2 separate regions of the Homo sapiens genome follow, and region 1 is linked to region 2. A link is a loop called in an ENCODE intact Hi-C map of the cell type or tissue named here. Cell type or tissue: PC-3. All regions are shown on one strand. Links, peaks and the distances in the headings refer to the core of each region. The heading gives the core; the rest is flanking DNA.

Region 1 (15,327 bases), core at 3,658-11,657, 98 kb after region 2:
ATAATGTCTTAAGGTTCATCCATGTTGCAGCATGTATCAGAATTTCATTCCTTTCTAAGACTGAATAATCTTTCATTATATATATATATATATATCACATTTTCTTTATCCGTTCATCTATCAATGGACATTTCAGTTGTTTCCACCTTTTGGCTATTATGTTCATATCTGTTAAAGGGGATGTAATATCTATTTCACAGATTGTTGTGAGGGTAAGATAACCAGGAAAAGGCCTGGTATATAGTAGGTGCTCAGTTAATGCTATGTTTTTTTCTCCCTGGCATAAGTTATTTATTTATTTATTTATTTATTTATTTATTTTATTTATTTTTGAGATGGAGTCTTGCTCTATTGCCCAGGCTGGAGTGCAGTGGGGCAATCTCGGCTCACTGCAAGCTCCGCCTCCCGGGTTCACGCCATTCTCCTGCCTCAGCCTCCCAAGTAGCTGGGACTACAGGTGCCCGCCACCACGCCTGCCTAATTTTTTTGTATTTTTAGTAGAGACAGGGTTTCACCGTGTTAGCCAGGATGGTCTCGATCTCCTGACCTCGTGATCCACCCGCCTCGGGCTCCCAAAGTGCTGGGATTACAGGCTTGAGCCACCACGCCTGGCCAAAAGTTCTTATATTTCCTTTAAGGCCCAAGTAAAGGAGTGTGATGAAAGGGACCGGATAATTCTTTTCCTATTTCTGTGCCTCTTTTGATTTCTCTGTTATAACTTCTCTAATTAATGCTTGGCTCTTCAAATTATTTACGGGAGGAAGTATTCCAGAGGATATGGTCGGGTGTTGGGAGGGGGAGGTGGGGGAGATGGGCAGGATGAGGGTAGAAGACAGAAACAGACATCCAGTTAGTTATATGTTGCTAAGCCTAAGAATATTTGCTGGCTGAAGGATCTGTTAACTTTTTCCAAAACGGTAATAGTGCTTACTGCAGAGATAGCGATCTTTGAAACTTGACCCTCCTTATTGCAAAAGCCCCAAGTGTTCAGATCTGGGCCATCAGGACTGGAAAATGAAGATGTTTTACCTCACTTCATCCTTTTCTTCTTCTAGGGCAGCTACTTCATGCCAATATGCAGTAGGATAGGGCAAAAGGTTGTGTTTTTCTTCTGTAACTTAAAGGAAATAATGTATTTCAAAGGATCCTGAGAAAGACCATATTTATTCTTGAATTCTTGTGGAATGTAAGTGGTATAAGGGCTTCTGGGGAAGCCAACTGTAGTAAGTCCCTCTCTTTAGAAAGCAAATGTCTAGACAGCTGGAGGGACCTGTCTATCCAGGGTCATAAACAAGTTGGTTTAGAGTAGGGACTAAAATCTTGATCACTTTACATCTAGCTAAGTATGTTCTTTTGTGCCTTACAGATCAACTGGTGTAAAGCTGATTTTCCAAACTTCGAGTTTTAAGGGAAATGGATAGGATACTCTTTTTTAAAATTATTTTTATTATTTTATGACAGAGTCTTGCTCTGACGCCCAGGCTGGAGTGCAGTGGCGCAATCTAGGCTCACTGCAACCTCCACCTCCCCAGTTCAAGTGATTCTCGTGCTTCGGCCTCCCAAATAGCTGGGACTACAGAATCATGCTGCCACGCCCAGCTCATTTTTTTGTATCTTTAGTAGAGAGGGGGTTTCGCCATGTTGGCTAGGCTGGCCTGGAACTCCTGACATCAAGTGACCTGCCCGCCTTGGTCTCCCAAAATGCTGGGATTACAGGAGTGAGGCACTGCGCCTGGCCCAGGATACTCTTACTAAAGGGTTTCTGGAAGTTTCTTTTGGGAGCAGCACTCATTGAGTAACCGTCTACTCTGTGCAAAGCCCAATATTGAGCACTATGAAGGAGAAATGAAAGAAACAAAAGTCATGGAATAGGGACCCTGGAAAAAGGAAAAATGGATACCTGAAAATATTATGCGGGTTTATTTGGGTTGGGGTGATCACTGATAGATAGATGCAATGGATTGAAGGATGATCCCCCAAAAGACACGCCCATGTCCTTATCTCCAGAAACTGTGACTATTATTTTATGTTGTAAAATATTGAACATGACTTTATATGACATAAGATATGATTAAGTTAAATCTTGACAGTAGGAGTTTTTCCTGGAGTACCCAGATGGACCCTAAATGCAATCACAAGTATGAAGAGAGGCAGGAGAAGTTTTGAGAGAGAAGAAGAGGCAGCAGTATGACCAGGTAGGTTAAGATTTCAGTGATGTGATCACAAGCCAAGGAACTCCTGGAACCACCAAAAGGTAGAAGAGGCAAGCAATAGATTTTCTCCTGCAGCCTTCGGAGGGAGTACAGCCCCTCTGACACCTTGATTTCATACTCCTGGCTTCTAGAATATGAAAGAAAAAAAATTTCTGTTGTTTTAAGACACTCATTGTGTGCTAAATTGTTACAGCAGTCAAGTGAAAACTAACAGCATATCTAATCTTTGACCTTTTACATTTCCTCGTTGCTTTCTCTCAAGGGGTGTGGGGCAAATTCCTTATTCTTTTCTATCTAGTTCTGCTGCCATCAGAAGCATAGAACATGGATCTCACAGTGTTGCAAGTAGATCACTTAGTCTCCTTTGGTTTCATTTCACAGAGAACATGGTGGAGGCTCAGAGAAGTGAAGCGACTTGCCCACATTTACACAGTTGCTGAGTGTGAGCCCAGACGTGGAACCCGGGTGCAATACCCAGATAGTACTCCTTGCTTTCTGCTTACAGCCTAGAGAGAGGGAACTTGCAGCTGAGTTAGGAGACAGAGGCTCACAAGCACAAGGCAATACTGGCAGAGCGTAGACAACAGGTTTAGGCACCCGTGAGTCTACACAGTAACACTGGAGAGTCCACCAACTTTACCTCCAAGAAGACATCTCTAATCTGCCCACTTCTTTCCATCTCCTTTGCCAGCAACTCTCTGCTTAAAGATCCATAGTGGCTTCTTTTTTTTTTGAGACGGAGTCTCGCTCTGTCACCGAGGCTGAAGTGCAGTGGCACGATCATGGCTCACTGCAACCTCCGCCTCCCGAGTTCAAGCAATTCTCCTGCCTCAGCCTCTTGAGTAGCTGGAATTACAGGCATGCGCCACCACGCCTGGCTAATTTTTGTATTTTTAGTAGATATGGGGTTTCACCATGTTGGTCAGGCTGGTCTCGAACTCCTGACCTCATAATCCGCTCTCCTCAGCCTCCCAAAGTGCTGGGATTACAGGTGTGAGCCACTGTGCCCAGCCCCTAATGGCTTCTTATCATCCATAGACTAAGACCCTAATTCCAGATGGTGGCATAACAGGACCCTATATGATCCAATACTCGCACCTTCTCCAACCTCATTTTCTACCAGTGTCTCCATCCATCACCCTCCTTCAGCACCTCCAGCTGGCTGACCTTGGGTTGCCCTTGAAGCAGGCCAAGATCTTTCTTGTCTTTGTGTCTTTGCACTTGCTCTTGTCTGCCTGGAATACTTTCCCCATGGCTCTTCCTGTGGCTGACTTATGTTTTATCTTCAAGTTCCAGCTCACATAGCTCCCCACAGAGGCTTTGAAGTGGCTGTTTCCTCCATATGTTTCTTATCACAGGCTGAAACAGTCTTGTTTATTTGTTGAGTGTCTTCTCTTGTCACTAGATTAAAAATGCTATGAAAATTCTTGAGAAAGATACACCCTCTTTGTACCTGGCACAGTGCCTGACAGTGTAGGTACTTAATAAATATCTGTTGAATGAATGAATTTACCAGTTTTCCTAAACTGGGCTACCTAAGGAATTTACTATATATTTCCTGCACAAAAGATTTAAGACTCTTTCTTTCCTCCTGAACAATGCATATCAAAGTCTCTGAAAAATTCTAAAGAAAACTAAATTTAGACTGTATGCAGGGGCTGATGCCTGTAATCCTAGCATTTTGGGAGGCCAAGGCAGGAGGACCACTTGAGGCCAGGAGTTCGAGACCAGTCTGGGCAGCATAGTGAGACCTTGTCGCCACAAAAAATAAAAAGATTTTAAAAATTAGACAGGCAAGGTGGTGGGTGCCCTCAGCAACTTGGGAGGCTGAGGAGGGAGGATCACTTGAGCCCAGGAGTTTGAGGCTGCAGTAAGCTATGATTGGGCCACTGTACTCCAGCCTGGGTGACAGCATAAGACTCAATCTCTACAAAAAAAAAAAAAAAAAAAAAAGGAAACACTTTTAATAAGCCTGGCATATTTGACCCACATATGGTTTTAATAAGCCCAAGTGTATTTGGCCATACATCCTATTGTTCAGGAGTTTGTGTAAATGTTCCTGAATATAGATGTTCCCCAGAACAGTTAGAGAACTCTTGGTGTAGAAACTGGTAACAGCTGAATCCAGTTAAATCACCAGTTCATTTGAAAATATCCAGTTGACTCCAGGCAGCAGTATGTGTGTATACACACAGTTTCGTGTATATAAACAGCAGAGTGAAGTTGCTAACAGAGCTGGGGTAGTGATAGTGATAGGGGAGGAAAACTCATAGGGCTGGAGAGGTGGGGGATTATGACCTCGGCCATGGATTTCAAATTCTGTCTGGAGGTAACTTAGAGTGGAGCAAGTTCTCAGCTTCTCAAGGGGAGTTTGACCGTGAGTCTGGACAAATCAAGAGCTTGCCATGAACAGCACACAGAAAGATCCAGCTCTGCTGCCTCCACGTGCTCTGCTCACATAGTGGCCATCCTGTTCCAGAAAATGGGCTTTGTCATCACTTGGCTCACATCCTGTCTCTGGGTGACCTGAGAGTGACCTATAAATGTTTGACTTTGCTTTCTAATAGAAAAAATAATGCTGTCAGTCGTTGCTGTATATTTTGGGTACTCTCCTCCTCTGTAAATTGTGTCTTTCCTTAGACATATAATTCCAGTGACAACAAAGCCATTAGGTCAACACTCACTAAATAAATTTTTTAAAAACCCAACACTTTGATAGAGAGGGAAGTAAGATGCTCAGTGATCTAAGTCTCCATAGGGAGGGCTAGGAATGGGTGGCTGTGTTTGGACACTCTTACCACATCCTTTTCTCTGAAGTACACCACCTGGGCAGTTCCTTAGAATGTGAGACCACGGGCTGGGTGTGGTTGGCTCATGCCCATAATCCCAGCACTTAGGGAGGCTGAGGCAGAAAGATCACTTGAGCCCAGGAGTTCAAGGCCAGCCTGGACAACATAATGACACTCTATCCCCAACACACAACAAAATTTTTAAATTAGCCAGGCCTGGTGGTAAACACCTGTAGTCCCAAGCCACTTGCAAGACTGAGGCGGGAAGATGGCTTGAGCCCAGGAGTTTGAGGCTGCAGTGAGCTATGATCAAGCCGCTGTACCCCAGCCTGGGTGACATAAATAAGTAAGTAAATAAATAAATAAATAAAAAGTGAACCCATGCAGTTAGGTTTTGAAGCATTTAGGTTACTCCTGTTTTCTACTCTTCTGCCTTCCTTTCACGTTTAAAGGCCTGCAAACCATATAAATCATCCCATAGGTTTCTTGGCAAGTTCAGCACTGATCCAAATAAAATATACCAGGATCTTTGTTCTGGGAATGGCAGTAACGATTTCCAGGTTGTTTTTAAAAATAATAGTGTATTTTTAAACTTTTTATTCAAGTATAACATATATGCCAAAAGTGCACATATCATTGGTGTACATAGAGTGGATTCTTAGAAGTTGAACACACGCTAATAACTAGCACTGAGAACAAGAATCAGAACATTACCAGATCCCCTGGAAGCCCCTACTGTTCCCTCCCACCCCTGCAGGTAGGAATACACCACAATTTATTTATTAGTTCTACTATTAATGGGAGATTCCCAGGTTTTAACAGTAAAATAGATATTTAGAGTAGTTGGGTCAAGACTAAGTAGGGCAGTGGGATAGATCTTCATTGGGTGATGTCTGAAATAACTTAGTGTTTTCCCCTTTTGAGGATTAGTAGCAGAACTCTCTGATTCTCTAGGAAATATCTACCTGCATGGCAGCATGGGAATTTGCAGTCTGGTCTGACTCCATTAGTTCTCTGTGCATAGAAATGTCAGGCTGGAAGGGGATCAGGGCAAGTTAGAGCCAAGCCCACTTCCTCTTCTCTCCAGCGGAAGGGTCATTAGCAGCTGACCACCAGTGTCAGCTGGGCAGCGATGGAACTGTTGACAAAACCAGAAGTAACTTTCCTAGGAAGTTGGTTTTAAGTAGGTGTTTGGTGTGAGTCTTTGGAATATTCATATTTAAAAAGTGGGTTTAGAAAGATGTTTATTAAAAAGGAGGAAATGTTAAGAGATAAATGAAGCCCCCAAATAAATTATCTCAGACAAAACAAGCTTTCAAAATAAGATAGGAAAAACTGAGAAAGGAAAGTGTCCTGTAGCATTTTGATGTGCATTACAAAAGAGAAAGAACCGCTGAGGTCAGCAATCATCCTGGCTGGATTTACCTCCTCACTAAAAAATAAAAAAGCTGCAGGGATTACCGTTAAAAAACTCACAAAACGAATACCTGTATTGTTTTGCTTTTAAAAGGATCACACGTTATTTTTTAAGACCTAGAAAACATAGATCAACAGAAAGTAAAAATTTTTAATGTTAATTTAACAACTGGGGATAACCACTCATTAACATTTTAATGAGTATCCTTTGAGTCTATATACATGTATTTACACGCCTTTTACATTAATGATGATAGTATACGTACTGCTGTGAAACTTGCTTTAAAAAAGTGTGTTATGGGCTTTCTATGCTTACAATACATTTTTAGTGAAATAAAGCAAGATAAACTTGCACAGGCAAGTTTAAAACCTCTGGCTTCTTATTTGAGGAAAACATAATACAGAAGGTAAAATAATCAAAACAAATTTAAAATCTTCACGATGCATCATAAATATTTTCCCATGCCAGTGACTACTGTTCTACAACATGAGATTTAATGACCATATTTTTTTTCATCGTGAAGAGATACCATAATTTAATGTATTCCCTATGTGTGGGCATTAGGCAATTTTGCATTATTCATTACTAGAACAAACACTGCAATGGATAGTCTTAGAGAGAACTATCTGTGCACATTCATTATTGTTTACTTAGAATAAATTCCTGGAAGAGACATTGCTCAGTCAAAAGCTATGCCCTTTTCAAAGCATTTTGATACTGATTTCCAAATTTCCCTCTGGAGAGGTTGTACTGATTTACAGCCCACCAGCAGTGTTTATGAGTGTTTGCCAATGCTGAGTAAGTGCAAGCATTTAAAGAAGGCTTTGGAAATATGATAGGGAATACATGGTAGCTTGTGGATTCTTTAACCCGTGTTGTGTATAGAGTGTAAATCCTCATCTGGTCTCCGATGCCTTTCGCAACAGGATTGCCACCTATCTCTCTGGCCTCATTTCATCTCCTTCTATTCCTCTCCCACCACCCCCACGCTGCCCCCCTCCCCACACTGTTGTTCAAACAGGATTCATACATTCTTAGCTTTGTGCTTTTTCTCCCTAGATGACACTCATATTCCATCCACTGTCACCTTAGCCTTCCGTAATCGCTTAAAATCTATTAATATCATTTGAGACTGGGTGCAGTGGCTCATGCCTATAATCTCAGCAACTTGGGAGGCCAAGGTGGGAGGATCAGTTGAGCCCAGGAGTTTGGGACCTGCTTGGGCAACATAGTGAGACCTCGTCTCTACGAAAAATCAAAAAAATTAGCCAGTCATGGTGGAGCATGCCTGTGGTTTCAGCAACTCCAGGAAGGCTGAAGTGGGAGGATTGCTTGAATTCGGGAGGTTCGGGCTGCAGTGAGCTGTGATCATGCCACTGCACTCCAGCCTGGGTGACAGAAGGAGAGCTGTTTCAAAAACAAAAACAAACAAACAAACAAACAAAAACAAAAAAAACATGCTGGGTGCGGTGGCTCACACCTGTAATCCCAGCACTTTGGGAGGCCGAGGCACATGGATCATTTGAGGTCAAGAGTTTGAGACCAGCCTGGCCAACACGGTGAAACCCTGTTTCTACTAAAAATACAAAAATTAGCTGAGTGTGGTAGGACGCACCTGTAATCCCAGCTACCTGGGAGGCTGAGGTGGGAGAAAAGCTTGACCCCAGGAGGCGGAGGTTGCAGTGAGCCAAGACCGCACCATTGCACTCCAGCCTGGGCAACAAGTGCAAAACTGTCTCAAAAAAAAAAAAAAAAAAAAAAAAAAAAAGGATCATTTGAAACTGTTTCAAAGTCCATATCCCTCATCAGGTCTTTTCTTGTTCCTCCCAAGCAAAGGGACTCTTTTGCTTCTTCTCCTGTAATTGTTTTATGGCAGTTAATTTTCCCTATACAAGTCACATCCATAGTTCCAGAATGAGGGCTACGGCCCATTCTTAATTGTCTCCTGTACTAGGGGCAAGTCACCTTTCCCTGCTGTGCCTCAGTTTTCTCATCTGTAAAGCACAGAAGTCTGATTCAGATTAGATGATTTTTAAGTACCAATTCACCTTTAACAATTTATCATTCCATCTTTTTTCCCACAGTAGACAAACCTATCCATCAATTCTTCCATATGACTTATTGCACAACCAGGACAGTGATCCCTAAATTTCTTAAGGCCACAGATGCCTTTGAGAATCTGAAGAAAGCCCTGAGCCCTAATTTTCCGCAAATTAATTTAGAGATATGGGCATTCAAGGACAATGTGATTGTTAAACAGTCTGTTTAAGGGCCCAAGATTAAGAACTTGGCTGTTTAAGTCTGTGTTTGTTTGTGTTTCTCTTGAATATAGTAGGAAGGTTCAATAAATATTTTTCAATGTGAATCATATTCAAACAGGAAGGTGAATACTAAAAAATAATTATGTGGGTTTTCTCTTGGGACTTAATTATAAGTTTCATTACTTTCAGGTCACCCTTGGTGTTAAATCTCCACTCATGTCAACACATTAAAAAGGCAAATTGAGAGGCTTTCAAAGTACATTCAAAATAGGCCATGCCCTTTAGTCTTTTAGGCACCATTAAACATCCAGCATTTTGATAAATCCTACATAGCAGTTAGTGATTTCAGATTTCCTGTGTGAGAGGATTGCGAATGGGTAAGCAGTTATAATGTAATGTTTTTCCTCAAACATGAGGACACAGATTTTTGTGAGATTAATTCATGGTCATAAGAGTAGATTGGGAAAGGATAAAAGGATAAACCAGGCAGTTTTCAAATAAATCTGCCTTATTAGAAAATATATAAATGGGCCAGTTGTGGTGGCTCATGCCTGTGATCCCAGCACTTCGGGAGGCTGAGACGGGCGGATCACGAGGTCAGGAGACCAAGACCATCCTGGCCAATATGGTGAAACCCCATCCCTACTAAAAATACAAAAAAAATTAGCTGGGCATGGTGGTGTGCACCCGTAGTCCTAGCTACTCAGGAGGCTGAGGCAGGATAATTGCTTGAACCCAGGAGGCAGAGGTTGCAGTAAGCTGAGATCTCACTATTGCACTCCAGCTTGGGTGACAAGAGTGAAACTCCGTCTCAAAAAAAAAAAAAAAAAAAGAATAGAATAAAATAAAATTGACAGCTCTCGAGATCTTTAAAAAAATTTTTTTTATTTTTATTTTTTGTTTTTGAGACGGAATTTTGCTCTCGTTGTCCAGACTGGAGTGCAATGGTGCGATCTTGGCTCACTGCAACCTCCGCCTCCCGGGTTCAAGCCATTCTCCTGCTTCAGCCTCCCGAGTAGCTGGGATTACAGGCGCCCACAACCATGCCCAGCTAATTTTTGTATTTTTAGTAGAGACGGGATTCACTATATTGGCCAGGCTGGTCTCGAACTCCTGGCCTCAGGCAATCCCCCCACCTCAGCCTCCCAAAGTGCTGGGATTAAAGGCTTGAGCTACCGCGCCGGCCTTTTGTTAATTAAAAAAATAAAAAAATGTTGACATCTGTAGAGATCTTTATCTGGCTATCTCACTAAAGGGAAAAATACTTGACTATGTCATTAATCCAAAGGATGATGCCTGTTCTTGAGATTAGTGGAGGTACAGAATTGGGATTTGCCTGCTAGCTGAACATTTTCATGCGAGTATGTGCTCTCCGCTTTTAGAGTGTGTCTTTTCTCTATTGTTTCTCCTTCCTACTTTACATTAAAGGGAGATGAATGCAATATATACTACTTAGTTTGGGGGTATAAATTCTGTATTGTGAACCTGGATTATTGTTCTCTCTTTAGAACCAATTATTTGGTGTAGTTCAGCAGTAAAACCAAGAATAATGACATGATCCGCTATCTGGATGTTCTATTACTCACTTTCTCCAATTGTTCCTACATCCAAGCAAACAGGCCCCCAGTCACAATCTGCAGCGACAGCAGTTTAATTAATATTCCTTCTGACAATGCTGGTGTAGCTGTTGGTGACTTCCACTTGCGTGGAATTAATATGGGAGTGCTGGGAAGGGAAGACCCTGGTCTCTTTAAATAATAGGAAACCGGGGAAGGGAAGTGCAGGGTAGAGGAGGGCGTGGTCCCTTGTTAGGGATCCACCCCACGGACCTAGGTGAGGACAGACATTTCCTGCCCAACTGTTGCATTTCCCGACACCACCCTGGCCTGCCACGCCCCATCCTGTACCTATAATAACCGTTCTCCACCCCCACCCCCCGCCCCGTACCACACACACATCCTAGCGGGCAGCCACACATCAAAAGGAGCACGTCGGCTGAAGAAGACACAAGCAGCTGGTCGTTGAGAAGAGCTCGCAGAAGAGCATGCCTCCTCTGCGGCCGAAGAGCATGCCCGCAGGCAGTGGAGTCTGGCCAGGGCAGTCTGGCCAGGGCAGTGGGAGGACAGCCGGGCTGCTGAGAGGCCCAACTGCAGGGGAAGACTACCTCCCTTGTGGATCCTCCGTCCGCTGAGAGCTACCTCCACGCAATAAAATTTTACACTCATTCTCCAAGCCCACGTGTGATTTGCTTCTTCCAGTACACCAAGGCAAGAAACCCCGGGGTACAGAAATCCCTCTGTCCTTGTGATAAGGAAGAGGGTCTAATTGAGCTGGTTAATTCAAGTGGTCTGTAGATGGCAAACTGAGAGCACCCTGTAACACACGCCCACTGGGGCCTCAGGAGCTGTCAACATTCACCCCTATACACTACTAACATTCATCCCTAGACACTGCCATGGGGTCGGAGCCCCACAGCCTGTCCGTGTGTATGCTTCCCTAGAGGTTTGAGCAGCGGGGCACTGAAGATGCGAGCCCCACCCCCATCACACGCCCTGAGAGGGGGATTCCCATTTCAGAATAAGAAGTTGACTCACACCATTGATTAATTCGGTTTTGAATGTTTTGTGTTGTTCTAAGTCATCTCTAGGTGACCTGGGCTTGAGTCATCTCTCCAGAGAGTCATTGGATCAAATTTTCTGCAGCTAGGTCCTAGATTTTTTTTGTTGTTGTTCAAATTTATCCTTCTGAAAATATGGCAAAACCTATTTGGTATATGTCCAATATGTGTGGCATATATGGGTCTTTTATGAATTTGAATTTAAGGGACAAAAGTTGGCATAACTATCCTTGCCTCAGGGAAGTTGTCCCTGAATCTCAAGGTGAGGGTAGGTCTACTGTTAGAAATCCTCATACTGTTCAGTTCTTTACAATTTTAGACTTACTGCTATCATATTTATATAGTTGATTATGCAATTATTTGTTTACTGTCTTCCTTCATAAGGAACTATGTCCTTTAAAATGATTTCTCTACCCCAAAGGTTTAGCAACATGCCTAGAATAGATGCTAAAAATGATTTCTTGGCTGGGCATGGTCACAACTGTAATCGGAGCACTTTGGGAGGCCAAGGCAGGAGGCGCGCTTGAGCCCAGAAATTCGAGACCAGCTTTGGCAGTATGGCAAGACCCTGTCTCTACAAAAAATAAAATAAAAAGCTAGGCATGGTGGCATGTGCCTATAATCCCAGCGACTTTGGAGGCTAAGGCAGGGGGATTGTGCCTAGGGGTTGGTGGCTGTAGTAAGCTATGATAGCACCACTGCACTCAGCCTGGGCAACAGAGTGAGACCCTGTTTCTCAAATAAATAAATAACATAAAAATATTTATTGAACAAATTGTTACTATGTATTATTATCACTACTAGTAGTAGTAACATTTGTAGAGGTCTTTGCAGTTTTCAAAGTCCTATATGTTGTTAACTCATCATCCATAGATCTTAAAAACATAATGCTGGCCAGGCATGGTGGCTCACGCCTGTAACCCCAGCACTTTGGGAGGCCGAGGCAGGTGGATCACAAGGTCAGGAGTTCAAGACCAGCCTGGCCAAGATGGTGAAACCCTGTCTCTACTAAAACTACAAAAATTAGCCAGGTGCGGTGGCAGGTGCCTGTAATCCCAGCTACTTGGGAGGCTGAGGCAGGAGAATCGCTTGAATCTGGGCAGCAGAGGATGCAGTGACCCTAGATTGTGCCACTGCATTCCAGCCTGGGCGACAAGAGTGAGACTCTGTCTGGAAACAAAAAACAAAAAACAAAACAAAAAAAAAGAACAACAACAACAAAAAAGCTATAATGCTAAGTGAAAACAAAACAGCACAAGCTTGATGCCATTTATGTAATGGCATAAAATACCATTTACGTAAATTTAAAACATATAAATAGGCCGGGAGCAGTGGCTCACGCCTGTAATCCCAGCACTTTGGGAGGCCGAGGCGGGCAGATCACGAGGTCAGGAGATCGAGACCATCCTGGCTAAAACGGTGAAACCCATCTCTACTAAAAAATACAAAAAAATTAGCTGGGCATGGTGGTGGGTGCCTGTAGTCCCAGCTACTCGGGAGGCTGAGGCAGGAGAATGGCGTGAACCCAGGAGGCGGAGCTTCCAGTGAGCCGAGACTGTGCCACTGCACTGCAGCCTGGGTGACAGAGTGAGACCCTGTCTCAAAAAAACAAAAACAAAAAAAACCATAAATACATGAATTAGCACTATGTAGGATTTAAGAATCCATGTGTACCTAAGCACATATAGTGAACAAGTGAGCTAAAGAGAAAATCTGGGAGAAGGAGATTTGTACTTGTGTAGAGAATAACTTAAGAAACATAATAAAATTAAGCAGGAGTGTGGCCTTGCACAGACTGAAGGTAATAAGATATTGGGAACTGAGAAGTATAATTAACTCTAACCTAAAGCCCAGGAGAGGTAGAAGGGAGAGATTTGTGTACATTAGACTTTGGGAAAAAATCTACAATAATTATTTGCACCATATTTTGAGTGCGTTCAATTTTCCAAACACCTGATTCTTGACTCAACATCACCTTACTCCCCCAAAGCATTGTCCTATTTTTCTTCCTTCTGTCTTTTCTCTTGCTTATACACTCTCAAAATATCCTTGCTAAAAAGAAATGATTATCCATGCAACAACATGGATAAATCTCAACACATAATACTAAATGGAAAAGCCATACTCAACAGGCTATGTACTGTACAATCCCATTTACAGGACATTCTGGAAAAGGTGAAACTATAGGGACAGAAATCAGATCAGTGATTGCCAGGGACTGTGGTGGGGAAGAGGACTGATTATAGAGAAGCAGGAGAGTTGCTTGAGTCCAGGAGTGCCAGGCTGTAGTGAGCTGTGATCATGCCACTGCACTTCAGCCTGGACAACAGAGTGAAACCCTGTCTCAAAAAAACAAAAACAAATACAAAAACAAAGAAAAAACATAAGTAAATTATTTATGTATAAATTATACTGTATATTTAAACACAGAAAGCAAACACATTTCTATGAATTTCCAGAAAAACATAATTCATTTTTATGATCTTCATTTCTTTAATGAGGCAAAAAAGCAAAAACAAAAACCAAAAACCAGAAAGTACAGACTCCCACCAGTGGTGGTATTGAATGAGTTAAATGTCTCCTTGAAATCATACTGTTTTTGATTCTGTAATGTGGTTAGTCAATAGAACAATTCAGGGCAGAGAATTCTTACGGAAGAAGGCTGCAAATGTAGGTTACATTAGGGATCCACTGAGCCACTGATCTGGAGTAACAAATGGGAAAGATTGTAGATATGGTGATAGGCAAATTCATATTTTTCTGGGTAACTTGTTAAGAAGATAGTTAAAGGTCTAGCTTGAAATAATTTTGGACAGATTTTAGGGCAAGCAGTTTGATGTTGTGGAAAGTGTATGGCCTTGGATTAAATCTTGGTTTTAGATGGATAGACTTGGGTTTGAATATTGACTTCCCCACTTAATACTTAAAAGTATGAAGTTAATATAAGTATTAAGTTAATTAATACTTATTAATACTTAATAAGAAGTATATAAAGTTAATATAAGCATTAAGTTAATTAACCTCTGGCTGTTCATTTCCTCATCTGAAAAATGGGCTAATAAAAGCTGCCATGTGCAGGGCATGGTGGCTTATGCCTGTAATCTCAGCACTTTGGGAGGCCAAGGCAGGAGGATCATTTGAGGCCAGGAATTCAAGACCAGCCTTAGCAACGTAGCAAGACCTCATCCCTACAAAAATTTAAAAAATTAGCCAGGTGGCATGTGCCTGTAGTCTTAGTAACTCAGGAGGCTGAAGTGGGAGGATCATTTGAGCCTAGGAATTTGAAGTTGCAGTGAGCTATGACAGAACCACTGCACTCCAGCCTGGGCAACAGAGTGAGATTATGTCTCTAAATAAATAAATAAAAATAAATAAATACATACAAATTTTTAAAAATCTGGCATGCAGCGTTGTCATGAGGATTTGAAATAAAGAACTAAAGCCATACTTTAGTTTTTTAAGGGACTAGCACTTGTTAGGTGCTCAACAATTCATAACACTTTAATATTTACTGTGGGTTAGAATGCACAATCTAAAATAGGTCAGGCCCAGAGACAGAATACTCAGGCCTCTGGGGTTATGAGCCTCAGATGTGGAGAGGTCCTTTGAAGGCCAATTACTGTGTCTGAGGAATGATAGAAGACTCCTCCCAACCCCCAGAAAGCTGGAAAACTCTCTGTTAAAGAGGCCTTTCCCACATGATGATAAATTTGATATCTAAGCTGGGGATTTATCTTCATTTACCCAAGAACATTTGGCCTCTGAGTCAGAAGGAAAAGGTATTTTTTCTTTTCTAATTGGAGTTCCACATGATCCTCCAGGCTATGTAATAATACATAACTGCCCCCCACCCCTTATCCTCAGGGGTATGTTCTAAGACTTCCAGTGGATACCTTAAACTTTATGTAGTTCTGAACTCAATATATACTATTATTTTTCCTATACATAATGTCTATGATAAAGCTTAATTTATAAATTAGGCACAGTAAGAGACTAATAACAATAACTAATAATAAGGCCGGACACGGTG
Region 2 (15,327 bases), core at 2,726-10,725:
ATGACTTAAAAGAAACTTAAAAAAAAATCTTATTGATGTCAGGATTCAAAATAATTTATCCTGGAACTATAACAAAAATTAAGAAAATGAAATTTAGTTAGCAAAAATGAAATGTCTTAAACCTACTTAAAACAATCAACCACAAGAAGGAGTAACCAGTGGTTGATAACAAAAAACTCAGGGATTCTGGTGACTACAAGTGAAGTATGAGTGAGCAAGGTGATGTGGTTACTTAGAAAATACTGCAACTGAGGGTTCTGACATTCACAGTGGCAGAGTAAGAACCTCTGCAAAATCTGTTTCTCCATAAAAGCAATGAGACATTGGCCAAAAATTGTTATAATCAACTTCTCAGAACTCTGGAAATTAACCAAAGATTTGCAACAATACAAGGAGTAATTATTCAGGGAAAATGATTGAATCTCAATAAGAACAAAGAGCCCTGTGGCATTTTAACTTGTCCTACTCCCATCCCCCTCTCCTCAGCATCACAAGAGCCTTGAAAACCAGCAGCCTCACAACCATGGTAGTGGTGAAAATCAGCATCCTAGCAGCCACTAGAGAAAGCAGAACATGTTTGGAGCACCCTAAAAGCCTCATCTTTAGAGAATTGTCACTATTTGACCTGTCTGGTAACTCCCTGGAAACCTCTACTCTCAGAGCTTGTCTTTATGTAACCAGACTCAGAGCTGGCTCAATGTAAATGGCCTGGAACGTTTGTTGAAATCAACAATCACCGGTAATTGTTAAACATTACATCTGCCTGAAGCAGAGAAAACATTTGGGAAAAACAAGAGGCTGACAGAAGTCTTTAAAGGAAAACCTGACACATAAACTGCCCACAAAGGACTTTTAAAAGTTCCAGGGTATTTCTGGGAATCTAGAAGGCCATACACATGTTCAGGTTTATGCCCAGGAAAGATCTGAGAAGGCCCTAATCTCTTGCCTTTGGTGGACCTTGAGGCTTTGCAGAAATAGGAAGTGAAGGCTAAGACAGCATTATAGACTGCCTGCCAGAGCACTGAATACACATTGCAACACATAGAGAGAGCCCTTTGGCAAAAGCTAAGAAACTTATTAATGCCAGGCACTTAGGGAAATTTGTGTCCAATCATTACTAGCCACTAAACTAACTAAGTGGAGACTTCACAGAGTTAATTTATAAAAGTCACGATATAAGCAAACAATACAACAACAAAAACAAACAGCAACAATAACAAGCTCTGGAGAAGAAAGGAATCTGATTTCCAGGGTTGCCACATTATATCATTTAAAATATCCAGTCTTCAATAAAAAATTATGAGACATGGAAGGAAAGGACAGCATGGCCCATATACAGAGAAAAAGGTACTTAATGGAAACTTTCTCTGAGGAAACCCAGATGTTAGATTTACTAGACAAAGGATTTAAATCAACTACTATCAATATGCTTACAGACCTAAAGAAAACCAGGTGTAAAGAATAAAATAAAGGCCAGTCATGGTGGCTAGTGCCTGTAATCCCAGCACTTTGGGAGGCCAAGGCAGGAGGATCACTTGAGCTCAGCAGTTTGAGACCAGCCTGGGCAACATAGCAAGACCGTGTCTCTAAAAAAACAAAAACAAAAATTAGCCAGGCGTGATGGTGCACACCTGTGGTCCCAGCTACTGGTTGAGGCTGAGATGGAAGGGTCATTTGAGCCTAGGAGGTCAACACTGCAATGAGTTATGATCTCACCACTGCACACCAGCCTGGGTAACAGAGTGAGATCCTGTCTCAAATAAATAAATAAATATAAATAAAATCAAAGTATTATTTTAAATGAGAACATGCTTCACCAAATGTAGAATATTAATAAAGCTATAGAATTTATAAGAAGGTAATAAAATAGAGGCTCTAGAGTTGAAAAGTACAATAGCTGAAATGAGAAATTCAATGGCAGACTTGAGTGAGCGGAAAGAACGAATCAATGAATTTGAAGATGGGCTGCTTGCAATTATCCAGTCTGAGAACAGAAAGTAAAAGAATTGAGAAAAACAAAGCTTCAGAGACCTGTGAGACACCATCAAGCTCACCAACATACACATAATGATAGTTCCAGAAGAAACAAGAGAAAAAGGGGGAAGAAAGAATATCTGAGGAAATAATGGCCAAAAACTTCCCAGATTTGATGAAAAACATTTATCTGCACATCTAGGAAGCTCAATAAACTCTAAGTAGGATAAATGTAAGAGAGCTACACCTAGACACATTAAAATCAAACTGTCAAATGCCAAAGACGGAGAATCTTGAAAGCAGCAAAAGAGAAGCAACTCATTATGTACAAGTGATCTTCAATAATATTAACAACTGATTTCTCATCAGGAACCATGGAGGCCTTATTCAGAGTACAGAAAGAAAAAGAGGCCTCAAGAGGATTGTTTGAGGCCAGGAGCTCAAGACTAGCCTGGAAAACATAGTGAGGCCCTATGTCTATTCTTCTTTTTTTAATTAGCCAGGGGTGGTGATGCATGCCCATAGTCCTAAGCTACTTGGGAAACTGGGGCAGGAGAATCACTTCAGCCCAGGAAGTGATTCAAGTTTACAAGGAGCTATGATCATGATGCTGCACTCCAGCCTTGGCAATGACGTGAAATCCTGTCTCTTAAAAAAAAAAAAAAAAAATGAATTCTGTATTCACCAAAAACACTATCCTTCAAAAATAAACGAGAAAACCACACATTGACAGGTTTTTCAAAAAAAAAAAAAAAAAAAGAATGTATTACCAGCAGACCTGCCCTGTAAGAAATACTACCAAGAGTCCTTCAGGCTGACAGGAAAGAAGACTTGCTCAAATACTCATGAAGAAAAAATAAGGAACATGAGTAAAAGTAACTACATAGATAAATATAAAATGTAGTATGAATGTACTTTTGTTTGTAATTCTTTTCTTTTTCTATGTGATTTATAAGACATCTCTATAAAACAATGACTATAAAACTGTGTTGATGGATTTATAATGTATAATTATAACAGTAATAGCACAAAGGAGGGGGGAGAAAATGGAGATCTGTAGACACAGTTTTTTGTATACTATTGAAATTAAATTGGGATTAATCCAAATTAGATTGTTAAAAATTAAAGTGTTGAATGTAATCTCCAGAGCAGCCACTAAGAAAATAACTAAAAATATATATAGTATAAGACATGACATGGGAAATATAAATGGTACACTAGAAAATATCTGTGTAACACAAAACAAGGCAACAATTGAAGAACAGAAAAATAAAAAAGATAGGCTGTATAGAAAACAAATAGCAAAATGGCCTAAGTAAATTCTACCTTATCAGTAATTATATTAAATATAAGTAGATTAAACACTCCAATCAAAAGGCAGAGATTGGCAGAATGAATTTAAAAAAACTAAAAATCACAGGATCCAACTACATGCTGTCTGCAAGAGGCAAACTGCAGATTCAAAGACATAAACAAATTGAAAGTAAAAAGATAGAAAAAGATATATCATGCACACCCAAAGTGCTCAGGTTACAGATGTGAGCCACCATACCCGGTTGGAAAGAAAAACTTTAGCTGGTCTGATAGGGGTCAAAAATATTTTTGAAAGGGCTTCTATAAAAAGAAGTGCAATTTTATCTAGCTCTCAAAGATGGAGATAGGTAGTACCCGTGGGTACAAGTGACAGGGAGACACATTTTGGCTTAATATGTGATTGCCTATAAATGAAAGAGGTGCCTGCTCTTGGGATTGTGCAAAAGGTTCTCTATCAGAGATACCCTAGATAGAAACTGGATGAGGAGGGTAGATTACAGGATACAAAGTCAACACTTTTCTGCAAGTCACTGAGCAGAAATGGTATTTAACTACACAGCTATCTTTCCTCTCCTGCAGTTCTTTTTTTTCTGAATGAGGGAAGAATGACCTTGATAATGGTTATTTTTATTTCTTTTTTTCTTCATTATTTTTAGCTAGTAATTTTACCATTTAGGGTCCAATTATAGACCTTAGAAACCACTGCAGACGGTTTTAAAAACTAAGAAATTATTCCCAGGTATTAAATGAATTACTAATGGTTGGGAAGGTCCAAGGATCAGGTTCCTAGTTAAGTTTCTAAGAACAGCTCCCAGCCCCTAAGATCACTCTGCTTAGGAGAGCTGCTGATGTTACTGCCAGAAACCAAATCAGGAAGCTGCTAACTATAGAGCCACATCACTGCCATAACTTCTTGAAAGAAGACTTAGTGCAGGAGATTCTTAGCTGGACCTTGGTGAATTGGTAAGATTTGTGTGACATTAGACAGTCAAACTGTCTGAACCTTAGTTTGCTTATCTGGAATATTGGGATAATTTTACCTGCCATAACTACTTTATGAAGTTTCTATGCAGATTCAATGAGATAAAGTATGAAAGTGCTTTGAAATCAGTTAATCTCTCTCTGTATTTTTTTCTATTATTCAGTACCTGATAGACAGTAATCACCCAATAAATATTTGCTGAATTTAATGGAATAAAGTGTAATCCTCAAACTAAGATATTGACCTGAGAATGTACAATAATGCTGTGTACAAAAGGCTTCCTAACTGCATTCAAGTTGGTAGATGTCTATTGACTAGAAATGTGAAATAGGATAGGATTGTTAGAGGGGCCTCAAATATGGATGGTCTGGAAAACAGGCAAAGAAGCTTAGAATCCATAAATACCAAGCATAAGAGCTTTGGAGTCAGACAGATGTCAGTTTAAGCCCTGGCTCTGCCACTTCCTAGTTAGCTATTTAATCCCAGGCAAGTAATGTGTGTGTGTGTGTGTGTGTGTGTGTGCACACGCGTGCAGGTGTGTATAAACATACATATATGTATTTCAAACTGATATATATAATCAGTTGCTAGATGCTCTTCATTCTTTCTTTTTCTCATTTTCACAAAAGCTAAAAAATCCTAACAACACAGTGGCTTCCCAGGTCCATGAGAAGACTGGGTTATTTCCAGGAGGGGAGAGGCAAATATGAATTATAACTAAAGACAAGAAACACGATTAATGCCACAAATTGGGCTCAGACCCTGATCCTAGACTAGCATGAAGCAATGGACAGAATGAGAAGAAAAACAGGAGAAATACTGCAAAGAAGGATGCAAAGTGAAAAGGATGCAGCTGTGACTGAGCCGAGCGTGCCCTGAGGCAGCTGGGGTGAAGGCGTTGGATCATCCTTCTGCCTCATTTTCTCCATCCTCACAACCATCCTTTATCCTGGGTCTTCATCCATTCACCTTACTGTTTGAACCATTAGAGTGGGTTTCAAACTGTATTACACAGAGATGCACCCAAGATTCTTCCAACATTCTATTCCGTTTTCAAAAACTACCATTTTCTGGACTGTTAGAAGGTGAGAAAGCAGCTTAGTAGATGGAGACCCAGGCTTGCTACTCTTGTTTCAGCCAGAACAACAGCTTCATTTTTATTTCTGTTAACTATTGTGATTTCTCTTAAAATTTAATTATATTAGGAATTTCTGCTTTAATAGTGTTTGACTTCACATCAATCTGTTTCAACATTGCCATGGGCATCCCTGGCCTTTGACGCTCTTCTTTCCTGCACTCCACTCTAAATAAATCGAGCTAAATTCATTCTGGCTGGCCGCAGTGGCTCATACCTGTAATCCTAGCACTTTGGGAGGCCGAGGCAGGTGGATCACTTGAGGTCAGGAGTTCGAGACCAGCTTAGTCAACGTGGCAAAACCCCGTCTCTACTAAAAATGTAAAAATTAGCCAGGTGTGGTGGTGTGTTCCTGTAATGCCAGCTATTCAGGTGGCTGAGGCAGAAGAATTTATCGAACCTGGGAGACAGGTTGCTGTGAGCTGAGATCGCAGGACTGCACTCCAGCCTGGGTGACAGAGTGAGACCTTGTCTCAAAAAAAAATAAAATAAAATAAAAATCAATCAATCAATCATGCTAAATTCATTCTTCATTAAGTTGTCCTCTCCCTGCTCCAGATTGTCTGTTGACTTTTTATCATCCTCTGGACATGGGCTAAATCCTCAGCCAAGCCTCTGGGGAACTCTTCAATAAAAACAAAAGGAATGGCATAATGATGCCTTAAGCTATTGAGAATCCTTAGCACATGGCAGACACTCAATAAGTAAATGCCAACTTACTACAGTTGATTGCTCCTTAAGGGAGCCTTTGAATCCCCTCAACTCATGGAACAGTGCCTTGTACACAGGAAAGTACCTTGCAAATCAAGAGACACTCCCCCTTTCACAGCATAGTTCCTTTTGCTTAGCTAAGCTTCCAAGTTGGGGAAATGGCTTGGTGATGTTTAGGAAGGATCCTGAATTTCCATCTTCTGTAGGAAATGGTATGGCAATGTTTATAACATGCCTTCAACCTCTTTCTTTTGTTTTCTGGGAAAATACCTACCTCTGGCTGGCTTACAAATGTAAACGTGAGCCTACAAATGTAACTGCTAGAGCGACCTAACTGAATCCCTCTAGTCCTTCATCATTATACATGGTTCTTGGTGCCCCCTTGTGGCAATCTGTCATCATGCAGGGTTACCAAGATGAACATGACAGCCATCCTTTAGGGGATGCCTAACTCTGAGACAAATACCATGCTAGGCATTTTCAATGGATTAGCTCATTTACTCTCACCACAATCCCCTGAGGTAGCTACTATTAGTTTAATAACATGTGCTAAGTAACACAGCTAACAAGTGGCAGACTAGAGACTTGAATTCAGGCTGGTTACACTGGAGCTTGTGCTTTTCACTTCTATATTAGGTGCAAAGAGATATTATGGTGAATATATAAAGAGGAATTAAGAGGTGGGACTTCTGGGAGAATGGAATAACAAGTTTGGTGGACTCTTTCCCCAGCAAAACAACAATCGAATTAGAGAAAATTATTTAAAATATCCATCATTTAAAGTGTCTGGAAAGTGTTGTAAGGGCCATACAGCAAATAAGAAACATTAATTCAAGAAAATCTTTAAAATTTCAATCATAATAGCAAGAGTCTGTGGCATTTGAGCTGCGATTTGCCCATTAATCTTCTTCCTTATTATGGAAACTCTACCCAGTATATGAGCAGCCAAGACAGGGCTCCATCTCTCTCTACATCCTAGTTTGAGGCTATGGTTTCACCCTAAAAAAGACAGGATGCTAGTATTTCTCACTCCACTAAGCCCCAGTCTGCAGAAGTTCTGTTCCACATGAGTATGCCAAGAAGTGTCATCCAACCCCCAGTTATAAGGTGGAAGCTCTGCTGTAGGCACAGCAAGTCAAGAATACTGGAGGACTGATTTCCTACACCTCAGTTCACTTGCAAGTGAGAGGTTACATGCTGGGAGAGGTAAGATGAGAAGATAAGGGGTCTCCACACTCCCCAACCCCAGTACCTAGTCATGGAGCAGGGATGTCACTCTGGGGAAAGAGGATCTCTGTTCCAGCTTCAGTGCAGTGGCACAGGTGCTCTACCTAGTGGGAAAGGCAGGCCACAAAGAGCAAAACACCATAGCTCTGCCTGAGGAGACTGACTTTATTTGGAACAAAGGGTGAACTCCATACGTAAGAGCATTCTTAAAAATAATGGTAATCTTGTTGGGAGAGCAATGAAGAGGCAGCTGGTATGTGCGTATACAAACAAAATAGCAGAGTATTCAGAAGTTTAATAGGGAGACCACGGAAAGAGACAGCCAAGAAGAGCCCTTCTATGCATACAGTCAAGTCCAATCAGAAAGGCTGTGCTAGGCTGCACTCACTTGGGAAAAATCAGAGCAGGATGTGGGGCAGATTTCATAGCATTTCTCAAGTCACCCACAGGCCCATCAACATAGGGTGGAAATTTTATTGGTAAAAAGGGCATAAGCACAACTTCTGATTAACAACTGACTGAACAATATGTTATTCTGGCGCAGGAGTGACTCCAAGACAGCCAAGCTTAAAAATAAAATCATAGTCATCCCTGAAAGTCTGGAAGACTATGTGCATACCCAAGGCTGCATCCTCCAAGAAGCAATCAGAGAGAGAACCACCAGGCTGCTAGTTCCTAGGTGAACACGGGAGAAAAGTAGTAAGCTCCCTGAACTGTGATAAGAGCCTCCACATCACACATATCATTTCCGACAGTAAAGGGTAAAAAAACCTAACAGACTAAGGACACTGAGGCATAACCTTTGACTAGTAAATGGCTTATGCTGACCTAGAGAAAACCCCTATCTAGCCAGGCTAAAAGATAAAAATAAGGGGGCCAGGTTTGGTGGCTCATGCCTGTAATCCCAGCACTTTGGGAGGCGAAGTGGCAGGGCGGGGGCGGCAGATCCCCTGAAGTCAGGAGTTCGAGACCAGCCTGGCCAACATGGTGAAACACCATCTCTACAAAAGCACAAAAATTAGCTGGGCATGATGGCGAGTGGCTGTAATCCCAGCTACTCGGGAGGCTGAGCTGGAAGAATCACTTGAACATGGGAAGCAGAAGTTGCAATGAGCCAAGATCGTGCCATTGCACTCCAGCCTGGGCGAGAAAGAGTGAGACTCTGTCAGGAAAAAAAAAAAAAAAAAGATAAGAATAAGGGAAAAAAATCTAAGCAGGGACATTAGAAGCTGCACACTGCAATAGACTTTGAAGAACTACTTAAGCTTAGCTATTAAACAAATGACGAAGGAAACAACAAGCCCCAGAGAATCAGCATTCAGAATTGCTATGATATGTGATCTAAAATGTCCAGTTTTCAGTAAAAAGTTGTGAGACATTAAAAGAAACAGGGAAATATGACCCATAAAAGCAGGCAACAGAAACAGCCTTAGAGAAGGCCCAGATGTTGAACTTAGCAGACAAAGACTTCAAAGTAGTTATTATAAATAAGTTCTAAGAAAACATGCATAAAAATAAAGGTATGAGAAGACTTCAAAAAGTTCATGGAAAGTGGAAGCAACAAACAGTAAAAATAAGAAATATAAATTTTATTTCCCAACATAAATTCCATCAAGGTCAAAACAATTTTGTAAGTGATGATACCAGCAGTTTAGTCCATCCCTAAAGAACTGAGGGTCCTGGGAATTTAACCATGTCAGTGCAGTCTTTTTTATATTATTAACTGAATAAAAATGGGTGTCCTTTAAAGATTGTTTAAAATTAGGTGGGGAAAAGAAGTCAGAAGTAGCCAAATCAGAACTGGAGGGCGTATGCTTAAAGATTTCCCATTTAAACTTACAAAATTTCACTTGTTTGTTGAGAGGAATAAGCAGGAGCTTTGTGGCAGAGGAGGACTCTATGATGAAGCTTTCCTAGGCATTTTTCTGCCAAAGCTTTGGCTAACTTTCTCAAAACACTCTCATAATAGGTAGATGTTATTGTTCTTTGATCTTACAGAAAGCCAAGAAGCAAAATGCTTTGAGCATCCCAAAACACTTTTGCCATTATCTTTGCTCTTAACTAGCCCACATTTTCTTTTTCTTTTCTCTTCTCTTTTTTTTCTTTTTTTTTTTTTTTTTTGAGCTGGAGTCTTGCTCTGATGCTCAGGCTGGAGTGCAGTGGTGCAATCTTGGCTCACTGCAACCTCCGCCTCCCGGATTCAAGCAGTTCTCCTGCCTCAACCTCCCAAGTAGCTGGGGTTACAGGTGCTCAACACCATACCTGGCTAATTTTTACATTTTTAGTAGAAACAGGATTTTGCCACATTGGCCAGGCTGGCCTCGAACTCCTGACCTCAGGTGATCTGCCCACCTCGGGCTCCCAAAGTGCTGGGATTGCAGGATTGAGGCTCTGCGCCCAACCCCCATGTTTTCTTTGACTGCCACTTCCACCTCTTGGTAGCCATTGCTTTAATTCTGCTTTGACTTCAAGATCATACTGGTAAAGCCATGTTTTATCTCCTTTTACAGTTCTTCGAAGAAATGCTTTAGGATCTTGATCCCACTTATTTAAAATTTCCATTGAAAGCTCTGCTCTTGTCTGCAGCTAACCTGGGTGAAATGGTTCTGGCACCCATAAAGTAGAAAATTTGCTTAATTTAAAATTTGCAGTCAGAAGTTTTTAAGATAAACTAATTGAGGTATTTATGGTGTTGGTGTTGGCTATTGTTCCTGCTGTTAATTATCAGTCCTCTTTAATTAGGGCATGAACAATATTAATTTTTTTCTTTACAAATTGATGTTCATGGGCTGCTGCTGCAGGCTTCATCTTCAACATAGTCTTATCCCTTCTTAAAAAGAATTATCCATTTGTAAACTGCTGATTTCTGTATTTATTTATTTGTAAACCACTGATTTCTTTGGGGCATTGTCTCCATAAACTTTTTGTAAAGCATCAGTGATTTCACCATTCTTCCACCCAAGATTCACCATAAATTTGATGTTTGTTCTAGCTTCAGTTTAGCAGAATTTGTATTTCTCTGATGGGACTCTTTTCCAACTGATGTCTTATCCTTCCTATTGTCTCAAACTAGATCGTGTTCAGACATGTTATAACAAGTTAGTGTGAGTTTATTTTGGTGCAAAAAAGTTTGAAATTCATGCATAGTTTTTTATAGTATGCATTTTCTATGAATTTTTTGAAGAGCTCTCATGTGGTAAAAATATCTCATCAAATACAGAAGATCAGTAAAGAGAAATTACACACACACACACACACACACACATACACACAGCTGAAAGGAAATTCTGGAGTTAAAAAGTACAGTAGTGAAAATGAATAATTCACTAGAGGGTTCAATAGCAGACTTGAACTGTCAGAAGAAAGAATTGGCAAACTTGAAGATAGAGTGATAGAGATTATGCAATCTGATAAAGAGAGAGGAAAAAGAATTAAGAAAAACAAACAGAGCCTCAGAGACATGTGGAATGCCATGAAATACACCAACATACATGTAATGAGAGCACCAAAAGGAGAGGAGAGAGAGAAAGGGACAAAAATATTACAGAAATTATGGCTAAAAATTTCCCAACATTGATGAAAAATATTGATCTATCCATTCAAGAAGCTCAACAAATGCCAAATAAGATAAACACAAAAAGACCCACACTCAAACACTTCCTAGTTAAATGCTGAGAGACAAATAATCTTGAAAACAGTAAGAAGAACACCTCATCACATACAAAAGAAATCCAGTAAGATGTAAACGAGCTTCTCATCAGAAACAGTGGAGCCCAGAAAGCAGGAAGAAGATATAGTGTGCTGAAATAAAAATCTATTAATCAAGGATGTAAAATGGTACAACTGTTTTGGAAAATTATTTGACAGTTATTCAAAAAGTTAAGCATAGTGTTACTACATGACCTGAAAATTCCACTCCTAACTATATACCCAAGAGAAATGAAAACTTATTTCTATACAAAATACATAATGTTCATAGCAGCATTATTCCTTATAGCCAAAAAGTGGAAACAAGCTAAACATCCATCAATGAGTGAATGAATAAACAAAAGTCATATATCCATACAACAGAATAGTATTTGGCAATAAAAAGCAATAAAGTACTAATATATACTACAACATGATAAACCTTAAAAATATTATGCTAAGTGGGAGACACCAGTCACAAAAGACCATATATTGTATGAATCTACTTATATGAAATGTCCAAAATAGGCAAACCTATAGAGACAGAGAGTAGATTCGTGGTTGCCTAGAAATGGGGTGTGGTAGGATGAGAAAATGACTGCTAATGGGTATGGGATTTGTTTTGCAGGAGGGAATGAAAATATTCTAAAATTAGATTGTGATGATGGTATACTGTGAATATACTAAAAAACATTGAGTTATTTACTTTTAGTGGACAAATTGCATGATATTTGAATCTTATCTCAATAAAGCTATTTTTAAAGATAAATTAGATACAATCATCACCCTTGAGAAGCTTACAAGTACAATACGCCTTCAGCAATCTTTGTGAGGTAAACAAAAAATCAAGGCATAAGCTATAGCATAAGTTCTGTGGGGGAAAGCATGAAGAATTCTAAACTCCTGATAAGCTTTCAGAACAAAGTCCTCTTTTAATTGAAAATACCTTGTACTTTGAATAAACTATCCCTACTGCGTTTGGGTAGAGGCCAATTTAGAAGAGACAATACAAAAGATTGGGGGTAAGGGGAAGGACCTGGAGTGGAATAGCTGGAGTCCTGCTGTAACAATGGACTCTCAGAAATGGCAATAGTAATAGGCAGATGCTAGGCAGACAGTAATACTTACACTAGGTAATGGAGCATGCTCTTTTAGTATGGCTGCTGTCCACAGGACTTCCAAATAGGCAGCTGGCTATACAAGTCTCAAAATCAAAGGAGAGTTCTCAGCCAGGGATATAGTTTATTAGAGTGTCAGAATACAACAATAGAAGTGAATGAAGCAAACTAGGAAGAATATAGAAAGAAAAGGGTCTAAGACCAAAGCCCAAGGAATTTAAATATTTATAGTTCAGGTACAGGAGAAGCTATAGGATCCCAGCAGGAATCTGATGGCACATTCAAACTAAGTTGTTTGAACAGAATTTTATAAAGAGACTATTTACAAAGGTGTGGGCAAGGCTTAGGGAAACAGAAAAAGACAGTGCAGTTCTGCCAGGGTTAACAACAGTTGGAGCTTTACTTTCCCCAGAGCTGAAGAAGACAGAGGAAGGAGCAGTTCCAGAACCCTGAGAGGAGAGCTGAACATAGAAGGCTCCCAGTGGGAGTGGCAGCCTTTTGATAGAGGGACATAGTCAACCCACAGCAATCCAGCTGGGCTAAAGCTGGGACATACATATGACATCCTCATTCTCCTCTTGCCCTTTGATTTCCTGCAGGAGCATCCCATTGGCTGGGCCCAACAGGAACACAAAAGGCAAATGAGCTCACAGATGCATATGGGTCAGCCCTGCCAGGGCACAGAGGCACAGAGCAGGGTGGAGAAGGCCAGAGAGTAGATTTGTGTACATGCACATATGCATACACACACACACACACACACACACACACGACTATCAACACAGGCTCTAAGAATAAGACTCCAGAGAGCCAGGGGTAAAACCTGGAGAGAAAGATAGTGCTAGTGTAAGTCCCAGAGTGCAATGGCCCAGGAACCAGGAGTTCTGATGTCCAAGAGCAGGAGAAGATGAATGTCCCAGCTCAAGGAGAGAGAATTTGGCCTTCCTGTGCCTTTTTGTTCTGTTTGGGCCATCAAGGGATTGAATGGTCCCTGACCACATTAGTGAGGGCAGATCTTCTTTACTCAGACTACTGATCCAATGCTATTCTCTTCCAGAAACACCCTCACAGATATACCCAGAAGTAATGTTTTACCAGGTATCTGGGTGGCTCTTAACCCAGTCAAGTTGATACATAAAATTAACCATCATAGAGATCAAGTTTACTAGAGAGTTACAGTAGAAATCCTAGGCATCGTGCTATATACGTTTGAAGTGAGTTATCTTTCATTTAAAGTGATGGTAATTTGCTCCATTGTGTGGTTTTTCTATAGCCATTCCCAGAGGTACTGGTACAGAAACTGTTCTGTGTGTAAGGTAAATGTGATGAAAGGAGAGAAAGGCAAAATAGTTAAAGGTGGTGGCAGGGTGCAGTGGCTCACACCTGAAATTCCAGTACTTTGGGAGGCCAAGGCAAGCAGATCACTTAAGGTCAGGAGTTTGAGACCAGCCTGGCCAACACGGTGAAATCTCGTCCCTACTAAAAATACAAAAATTAGCCAGAGGTTGTGGCACATGCCTCTAGTTCCAGCTACTTGGGAGGCTGAGGAAGGAAAATCGCTTGAACCTGGGAGGCGGAGGTTGCAGTGAGCCGAGATCACACCACTGCACTCCAGCCTGGGTGACAGAGCAAGACTCCATCTCAAAATAAATAAATAAATAAAAATAAAGGTGGTGGCAAAGGGTGATGATACAGACAAATCATGACATACAAGTCATAAAGACATAAGTGATGTCAAGAGAGGGCAGAAGGACAAAGGAAAAAAATAAGTAGATTAATTGATTGGAGGCCTCCATGAGGCTGAAGAAGTACTGGCAATGTAGGAAAATGTGCTCTAAAATATGGATCTGTAAAATCATGATTTTGGAAGGGGTGAAGATATGTTGATACAACAATATTCAGGGCGGGGTCATGAGTTTGTGGGCTGATGTGGAATTGAGATGGCCGATGAGTGGATGCAGAAGGTTTGGAACAAGCTGCATGCCTGCTTGCAAAAGTTTTGAAGATTAATGGCATGGGTTGCAAGAGATAAAGACCCTGAACCAGGTCCTTAATACTTCAGCGAATGAGGAAAAGAAATCAGATGAGGAAGGGGAGAGGAAGATAAGGTATAACATCACGAGCTTCAAAGGAGCTACGTTTACTGTTGTTGTGTGTTTTCGTTTTCGTTTTGCTTTAATAAGAGGATGGAGAAATAATTGTCTGGATGTAACAATGACAAACAAGGAGAACCCCTGTCCTACCATCTGACCCTAAGCTGTAGGAGAGTAAGAGGATGCCTTAGTCCATTCAGGCTGCTGTAACACAACACCATGAACTGAGTGGCTTATAAACAGCAGACATTTATTTCTCATAATTCTAGAGGCTGGGAAATCCAAGATCAAGATGCCAACAGATTCAGTGTCTGTAGAGGCCCATTCCTCATAGATGGCACTGTCTTGCTGGGTCCTCAGGTGGTAGAAAGGACAGACAAGCTCCTCAGGCCTCTGTTGTAAGTATCCTCATCCCATGCATGAAGGCTCTGCTCTCATGATCTAATCACCTTCCAAAGGCTCCAGCTCTTAATACTATCTTTCCAGCCAGGTGTGGCGGCTCACTCCTGTAATCCCAACACTTTGGGAGGCCTACGAGGGTAGATCATGAAGTCAGGAGTTTGAGACCAGCCTGGCCAATATGGTGAAACCTGGTCTCTACTAAAAATACAAAAATTGGCTGGACACAGTGGTGTGCACCTGTATTCCCACCTACTCGGGAGGCTGAGGCAGGAGAATCACTTGAACCTGGGAAGGGGAGGTTGCAGTGAGCAAGACTGCATCAGTGCACTCCAGCCTGGGTGATAGAGCGAGACTACATCTCAAAAGAACAAAAGCAAAAACAAAAACAACTATCTTTCCTTGGGGGTTAGGATATCAACATATGAATTCGGGGGGAAAACAAACATTCAGACCATAACAGAGGGCACACAATTAGCTTGGATTTCAACTAAGGCCTGGAGGTATAGGTAATATTTAGAGAAGTGTTTACAGATAAAGGTGAGTTTGCTGATCACTTGGTAGGTTCTCCGTGGCCGAGTGGTAGAGGTTAGGAAGGAGGTATGGAACAGGCTTAGTTAGATAAGCTTTTTTCAAAAACAGCACAGCATACCTGGTCATTTGGTAAATAATATAACATTTGTTAAC

The links. Hi-C counts contacts between places; a loop is a spot of excess contacts. Peaks named below come from ENCODE experiments on the same cell type or tissue, not always from the same donor. Only the 100,000 strongest peaks of a DNase experiment are listed, where the experiment ranks them.
Region 1: it touches region 2 in a loop (2.7-fold over the local background); 2 of 110 quality-filtered maps call a loop at or near these places.

Annotation. Positions count from the first base shown.
Region 1 is chr17:55,447,959-55,463,285 of GRCh38, forward strand. It overlaps SMIM36 (small integral membrane protein 36), which reads right to left. Exons shown (of 5, transcript NM_001395421.2): 5 at 1,898-2,340. Among named protein-coding and RNA genes, the nearest start is that of MMD, 34 kb to the left of the region's middle. RefSeq lists an enhancer at 11,100-11,209. In PC-3, for the core only: no CTCF peak of the experiment used is centred there; DNase peaks (open chromatin) are centred at 4,703, 5,003, 7,153 and 11,313; H3K4me3 peaks cover 364 bases; H3K27ac peaks cover 4,185 bases.
Region 2 is chr17:55,350,418-55,365,744 of GRCh38, forward strand. No RefSeq gene overlaps it. Among named protein-coding and RNA genes, the nearest start is that of MMD, 64 kb to the right of the region's middle. In PC-3, for the core only: CTCF peaks have their summits at 6,504 (motif pointing left) and 6,714; a DNase peak (open chromatin) is centred at 6,504.